Regions from separate parts of the Homo sapiens genome. Here regions 2 and 3 are each linked to region 1. Evidence: chromatin loops called from intact Hi-C (ENCODE). Cell type or tissue: OCI-LY7. All regions are shown on one strand.

What was found. Peaks named below come from ENCODE experiments on the same cell type or tissue, not always from the same donor. Only the 100,000 strongest peaks of a DNase experiment are listed, where the experiment ranks them.
Region 2: a loop joins it to region 1, with 7 times the contacts of the local background. A loop is called at or near these places in 76 of 110 quality-filtered maps.
Region 3: a loop joins it to region 1, with 6 times the contacts of the local background. A loop is called at or near these places in 10 of 110 quality-filtered maps.

Annotation. Positions count from the first base shown.
Region 1 is chr7:30,274,901-30,277,400 of GRCh38, reverse strand. All of the region lies in intron 2 of LOC124901607 (a long non-coding RNA gene), which reads right to left. All of the region lies in intron 1 of LOC105375218 (a long non-coding RNA gene), which reads left to right. Among named protein-coding and RNA genes, the nearest start is that of ZNRF2, 8.4 kb to the left of the region's middle. In OCI-LY7, CTCF peaks have their summits at 895, 1,122 and 2,400; DNase peaks (open chromatin) are centred at 710, 1,110 and 1,527; H3K4me3 peaks cover 1,325 bases; H3K27ac peaks cover 2,248 bases.
Region 2 is chr7:30,409,916-30,412,415 of GRCh38, reverse strand. No RefSeq gene overlaps it. Among named protein-coding and RNA genes, the nearest start is that of LINC01176, 20 kb to the right of the region's middle. In OCI-LY7, no CTCF peak of the experiment used is centred here; a DNase peak (open chromatin) is centred at 1,035; H3K4me3 peaks cover 1,299 bases; H3K27ac peaks cover 2,408 bases.
Region 3 is chr7:30,445,073-30,447,572 of GRCh38, reverse strand. NOD1 (nucleotide binding oligomerization domain containing 1) reads left to right here. Exons shown (of 14, transcript NM_006092.4): 8 at 523-606; 9 at 1,349-1,432. Among named protein-coding and RNA genes, the nearest start is that of NOD1, 32 kb to the left of the region's middle. RefSeq lists a silencer at 1,575-1,734. In OCI-LY7, a CTCF peak has its summit at 1,528; a DNase peak (open chromatin) is centred at 1,562.

The sequences.
Region 1 (2,500 bases):
CTCAAGGCTATTGTTGGTTTTGAAGCCTGAAGAGGGCCACCAGCCAAGGGATGCAGGTGGCCTCTAGAAGCTGGAAAAGACAAGGAGATGGATTCTCCCCGAGACTCCAAGAAGAACACAGCCCTCCTGACACCTCAATTTTAGGTGAGTCAACTTAAGTCCCATTTCAGACTTCTGACCTCTAGAACAGTAAGATAAATTTGTGTTGTTTTAAGCCACTGAATTTATGATAATTTGTTACATCAGCAATGGGAAAACTAATACAATGACTATTCTTTAAGGTTTCAGAAGGCAGCTGATTACAAACTACTTCGAAAAAAAATCTGATAAATATGGCCACTAAATCCCTATGTGGCTAATCACATATACTTTTCTTTTTTTTTCTTTTCTTTTTTTTTGAGATAGCGTCTTGCTCTGTCCCCCAGGCTGGAATGCAGTGGCCCGATCTCAGCTCACTGCAACCTCCTCCCCCCGGGTTTAAGCAATTCTCCTGCCTCAGCCTCCCGAGTAGCTGGGATTACAGGTGTGTGCCACCACGCCCGGCTAATTTTTGTATTTTTAATACAGACCGGGTTTTGCCATGTGGGCCACACTGGTCTCAAACTCCTGACCTCAGGTGATCCACCCGCCTCGGCCTCCTGTAGTGCTGGGATTACAGGCCTGAGCCACCACATCCGGCATTAATCACATACACTTCTTCTTGACTTCCTGCCCTCACTCCTGAGCCCTGGTAGTGTAGGGAGCCATGCTTTCTTGAAGCTAGGCCTGCAGGTATCTGGGCTAGCATGCTGCTGTCAAAAGAACCGCATGGAACTTTCCATTGCTGGCCTTGGAACATCCTTGTAAGCAGGCTTCCAAATGTAAGCATTGAGATTAGAAGGGCACAGCATTAAAAAGAACAACCTTTGGTTCAAAGTTTCTGTTTGTATTTTCTAGAACTCTTAAAAGTCAATATATGTAGGTGGACAAAATATTTGGTGAAATTACAGTTCTGAAAATAGCCTTATGTTTGCCAGGACTTGAGGAAGGCCCCCAAGTGATGTCTAGTCCACCTCCTGCAAAGGCAAGAAGGCGGAGGTTGGGAAAGTCCACACTGACATCTAGTGATACAAAACTGCACTGCCAAAGGCTCCAACTGAAGCTATTTGCAGCAGTGGGCTCCTCAATTCTGATGCATCTACTGCCCCCCAAGAGGGCTTGAAGACTCAGTGCACACCAGCCAATTTCAGCTGCCCTGGTGGGGGCCAAAGCAGTTCAGGCTTCTTTATGTTTCACTTACAAACTTAGTTTGGCCATCTAAGAGTTTTGCCTCTTAATTTTTGAAATGATCATTTCAGCACATTTTAAAGCTATAGAATTTACTGCTAAAAGCTTCTTTGTGCTTGCAGTGGCCAGACCCTTTAATGCCAAGTGAATTTTTTTATTTTCTATATGTTCTCAGAACAAATGCTTGGGCTGAAATGTCCTGAGCAAGGAATGATCTGCAGCAGGGGATGGAACCAGTACAGCAGGTACTTGTCCTTTTTAGGCCCTGAGAACACTGTCTGCATTTCATTTTCAGCAACTCAGAAGTCTAAGGTACAGAAGAAATGACAGAGAATGCTTCTTCTGTCTTTCCATTTTTCTTCTATACACCAATGAAAATAAGTCAGCAGAGATACGATTTCTAGTTCCTTCCTTAATGGCGGCACAGTTAGAAGCAAGACTGCATTTTTAAGGTTGTTGCAGTAACCCAGGTGAAAAAGAATGAGGAGGCTGCACAACAATATGAATGTACTTAATGCCACTAAACCACTTAAAATTGGTTAAAATGGTAAATTTTGTGTTACGTCTATTTTACCTCAATTAAAAAAATAATGAAGGCTGGACAGCATCAGTAACAGTAGGAATGGAAGAAGCTTTTGCAGGACTGATCAAATGATTGGATGCAGATACGTTTTCACATCGTTCTCATAGGCAAAATGTACACATGAACAAATACTAAACTGTTTAGAATACTAATGCCAAAAAACTTCTACAACCTCCACATCGAAACAAACAGACCTGAACATTAGGAAATAATCAGATTTTACAAGGAATGTGTTTTTTATACACTTTGGACATTTTCTTTCATAATATGTAAATATCAAAACCTTCAAGCAAATCATACAGACAAGAAAATAACATGTGCTGCATTAAAAACATACAGACTTAGCAAAGAAAGGACAAAAACAAAAAACCTCCTAAGGCAGTTTTGACTCTCAGAAATATACGAGAGAGCTAAAAACACTGACAGAATTCAGTTGCTTCTGTGAAGCAAGCGAAAAAGGGGAAAATAAATAACTTTTAGGAAGGCACTCCAGACCTGACCTGTACAAACAGCAAATTCAAAGGTTTTGAAAATGATGAGTTTTTACTTTTTAGAGTTTGTAATCAATTGAAATAGTGATTCATTGACATTCTGGGGAGGCATTAGAAATGACCTAGAATTTCTCTGGTAAAACATAGCATTTCAGTACGT
Region 2 (2,500 bases), 140 kb before region 1:
ATTGAAGGTTCTTTGATGTCAGCATTTGGTTCTCTTTCCAGCACTCCTTTCATTCACTGATGAACATTGCTCCTGATTCCCCTGCCTGCAGCAAAAATGAATGAGTGAGCCGGAGAGGAGAGTAGGAAGGAAGGAGATGAGAACAGAATAGAACAGCAAGGAAGGACGTGGGTGGGCTAATTCCTGGAATCTTAACTTCCACCCTCTATTGCCACCATCCTATTGATGTGTCCAGGGAGGACTGGCCTGGTGCCTAAGGCCATCAGCTGCATCCTAAGCACACTGACGTTTCCTGGAGCCAGTAAGCTCATCACCTGCTGAACAGCTGTGGGGACAGCTCACCTGCCCACTGCTGCTTTCAGATTCCCAACTGGATATTCACTAGGTGATGTGTAAGATCTTCCTTCTGCTGAGAAAATGCACTTAGCTTGTTTCCAATTCACTTTCCCAGGAGAACTCACGGGTGATGAAGACTCTTCCACTTGAATCCTCTAGTCCATTGCTTCTCATTATCACCCCTGTAAGGAGACATTTTAGATATTTTCCCCAATCTCTCTCCCATCTTGAAATTTTAATACCACTGATATACTGTGTTTCTGTTTATGTACAACTGCAACCCTCTGAAGGCCACAAACCATCGAATAACTAAGTTCCTTTTTGTCTCCCAAGAATTAATTTTGCCCCTGTGGGGATGATAAAGCTCTTACTGAAAATCTCATCAAACCCTAGATAAGTCTTCTCATGCTTGTTGTCTCCAAGAACCCTTCTATCACCCTCTCTTTCTGTGTAGAGCGATTTGCTTTCTGCACATTATTCAACTTTCAATACATCTTAATAGTTATAAATTTAACATTCTTATTCTCTTTTCACTCTATCCTAAAGACAGTTTTATCTATGTGCAAGAACTGTGCTTATATTAGGAAAAGCAGTGCTGTTTGTGAAAGGGGAACAGGCCCTCCTAGCAGGGACAGTTGTTGCCTGAAGCCTTCTGGTCCCAGTTGCTTCAGAGATGAATTTCTGCAACATGTCCCGAATTACTGCCACCTGGCCTTTGGGGAGAACTTGAGGCTAACTTTGGCTTTGCTGCTGTGCAAACTTCCCTTTCTCACTTTCCAGTTCCCCCTCCCTAACTCCCCCTCTAAGAGACCCAGTGATACCCAGAATTCCCTTTTAAAATAGAACCCAGGCCTCTGCCACTCCGGGCTGCCTACTTCCCACATCAGCCCACCCCATGCATCATTGCTGAGCTTCGCTAGGTGTTGGGGACATCAGACTCATTCAGGCAATTCAGAATAAAACGCAACTGTCTCACAGGACTACCCATGTCAGATAGTTTAATATCAGAAGAGGAGCTGGCTGATCCAAAAACTCTACTTAGAAACACAAAGGATGAGAAACTTCAGGTCAAGATAATCTTCATTTCTCCTCAATTGTCTTCCCCACAGTTCCAGAATCATTCCAGGGTATGGTTGGCATTTCTGAAAGGGTTTGATCCCTGCAACACCTTAAGCAGAGCTCAAAGTCCATCTACTTTCTATCTATCCAACCATCCATTTGTTTCACAAATAAATACTGAACATCTGCTTTAGGCCAGGTACTGTGCTGGCTGATAGGAAATGGTTAGTGTCATGTCTGGACTTTTTACCCTACTTGCAAGTTAGTAAGTTAGACTGTTACTGTTTTGTGGATGCTGGCACAGGACGCAAGCCTCCTGGGTCAGAAGCACAGGACTTTATGATCGACAGAACAGTAGACAACATGAGCACGAGCATGTCTGCATCAGCCCCTGTGCCCCGTAGCCCACGAAGACAGTGTGCTGGGGCACAGGTGGATGCTACACATACAGTGGCTTTGCATGGCAGCTGAAGAACACTGAGCTTGAGGAGCCTGCCATTTTATAGCAAGCAGTAGCAAGTCTGCTCTCCGAACTGGAGGGAGCTACTACTTTATCCTCAAGGTTGTCTGCTGCGAACATAATGTCTGCTGAGAAGCAGTCTGAGTAGAGTGGTCAGGGCCTCGCCTTGTGTGCTTACCCAGCAAGAATGTGCTGGATGCTCAGGACTCAGGGCAGATCACCTCTCTCAACAGTGAACTAAAAACACGCAGAGAGCCTACACTCGCAGCACATACGGTCTAGTGGGGAAGATGGATATATTTATTCAAACCACCAAGTGGGTAACTGCCAAACTGCAACCATGATGAGTGCCCAAGGAAAGGTGCAAGGGCTTTCAGGGCCTATCATAGGCGTACCGTTCTCCCTTGAAATCAAGGACACAATCTGCAGGGAGGACAGTGAGGTTCAGTAAATGAACAGCATGGGCCAAGGCCCCATGGCTCCGAGGAGCCTGGCCATGAAAACTGGATCATAGAACTCAAGGAGGAGCACAGCACAGGTGGAGCTGGGAAATACAAGGTAAGGGCCCACCCCAAGACAGGCCAGTGTTTCTTAAACTGTATACTGTGACCTGCTAGGAGGTTGTGAAAGCAATGGGGTGTACGC
Region 3 (2,500 bases), 170 kb before region 1:
TGTGTGGCTGTGGAACCCTGGAAGCCTGAGCTTAGCTGCCTTTCAACTTCCATCTGCTGTACTATTGAATTGGCATTGAGCGGTGAGATGGCTGAAAGGTAGACATCGAGAAGTTTTAATATTCAGAATCTTTTCTTCTCAAGACGCTGAATGTAATCTTAGTTGTAAATACCCATCACCTGCCAGTCACCGAGCACTCATGCACCAGGGCTTTGCGTTATGTCCTAAGATCCTCATAACCACCCTGCAAGGGGACTATCATCATTACCTCTGTATTACAGATGGAGAAACTGAGGCACAGAGAGGTAACGTGACTTGTCTCAGGCCATAAAGCTGGGGAAAGTAGTGGAGCTGGTTTTGAACCTGAGCTGTGAGACCTCAGAGCCCTAAACTCTGGTGCCTGTGTGTTCCCCTTTCAACCCAGACTTTGGAAATCAGTAGACACCATATGCTTCAAAAAACAGGGGCTATTAAAATGACATCAGGAGCCAGAAAGTCTCATGGCTGTGCTTTCTCTTGAAGTTTATACAACAACCAGATCACCGATGTCGGAGCCAGGTACGTCACCAAAATCCTGGATGAATGCAAAGGCCTCACGCATCTTAAGTAAGTGGGGTAGGCACCAGGTTCCTTAGTATATTCTCTTGATCACCCCCTTCTGTTGTTCAAAGATTAAATGTCACAGTAAAGAGCTTTCATCCTAAAGCCTTCCACTTGTCCCAGGGCCATGTTGGTCAAGTAAAGATACCTCTGTGTGATCTGTGAGGCTTGGATTCTGGAAGGGCCTCCCGTTATTGGTAGGGGGAAAGGTTGGCATTTTGATTTCATTAACTACTAGGCCGAAGAAAGGACTAACTCTCACCCTTTCTGGTGGTCTTTTTGCCCCAAGGGAGTTTCCTGTCGGGTTGCAAGGAAGAGCTTGGGCCCTTGCCCTGCTGTAGGTGTGCCCTGCGCAGGGGGTGACAGTGCGCCAGGCTTGGAGCCTCTGGTCCTGCCCTGACAGTGGCCACATACCTTGACCCTTGGCAGTCAAAGTGGGACCTCCCAGGTCTCCCGAGGGAAGTCAGTGATGCTGCTGAGGTCAATTAGAGGACCCCAGGGAGGGCTCAGGTCCCTGAGCTTCTGCAGAGACTGTGGACCATCTCCTGGAGAGGAACCCTGACTGACTGTCCTCAGGGCTTCAGTTCCCTCCCTGACAGGAGGCCCAGGCCATGGCTCTTGTGGATCCCAGAAGAAAGTGTACGGTTCCCAAGATGGGGCTGGAAGGGGCTCTGTGCTGGGGAGGAGGGTGACCCACATTGGAGCCCCTGCATAGCTGGAGGCTGACTGTGTGTGACTCTCTCTGCAGACTGGGAAAAAACAAAATAACAAGTGAAGGAGGGAAGTATCTCGCCCTGGCTGTGAAGAACAGCAAATCAATCTCTGAGGTTGGGTGAGTAGAAGGGGATGGATGTATGTGGTACAACCTGCTGTGTGTGTGGGGGGCGGGCCTTGCTGTTCTTTTCATACATCAGTACACCAGAAGGACCACTGGGGCTCGCTGTCGGGGAGAGATAGTGGAGAGCTTTCACCATGCTGCGAAACTGAAACCGTGCCCATTAAGCAATAACTCCCCGGTCCCCCTCCCCCCTGCCTCTTGCAGCCACCCTGCTACTTACTCTCTCTATGGTTTTGACTACTCTACCTCATGTAAGTGGAATCATACAGTATTTGCCTTTTGGGGATGGCTGATTTCACTAGCATCATGTCCTCAAGATTCGTCCACATGGAAGCATGGGACAGGATTTCCTTTTTTTTTTTTTTTTTTTTTTTTTTTGACAGAGTCTCGCTCTGTTGCCCAGGCTGGAGTGCAGTGGCATGATCTCGGCTCACTGCAACCTCTGCCTTCTGGGTTCAAGCGATTCTCTCGCCTCAGCCACACGAGTAGCTGGGATTATAGGCACCCGCCACCAATCCCAGCTAATTTTTGTATTTTTAGTAGAGGCGGGGTTTCACCATGTTGGCCAGGCTGGTCTCAAACTCCTGACCTCAAATGATCCACCCACCTCGGTCTCCCAAAGTGTCAGGATTATAGGCGTGAGCCACCGTGCCCCGCCAGGATTTCCTTCTTTTTTAAGGCTGAGTAATACTCCATTGCATGGCTATGCCACATTTTGTTTACTCATTCATCCAAGAACAGACACTGGCTTGCTTCTATGCTTTGGCTGTTGTGAATAATGCTGCTGTGCACATGGGCATACAAATGTCTCTTCAAGGACTGCCTTCAATTCTTTTTTTTTTTTTTTTTTTTTTTTAGATTCTTTTTTTTTTTATTATACTCTAAGTTTTAGGGTACATGTGCACATTGTGCAGGTTAGTTACATATGTATACATGTGCCATGCTGGTGCGCTGCACCCACTAATGTGTCATCTAGCATTAGGTATATCTCCCAATGCTATCCCTCCCCCCTCCCCCGACCCCACCACAGTCCCCAGAGTGTGATATTCCCCTTCCTGTGTC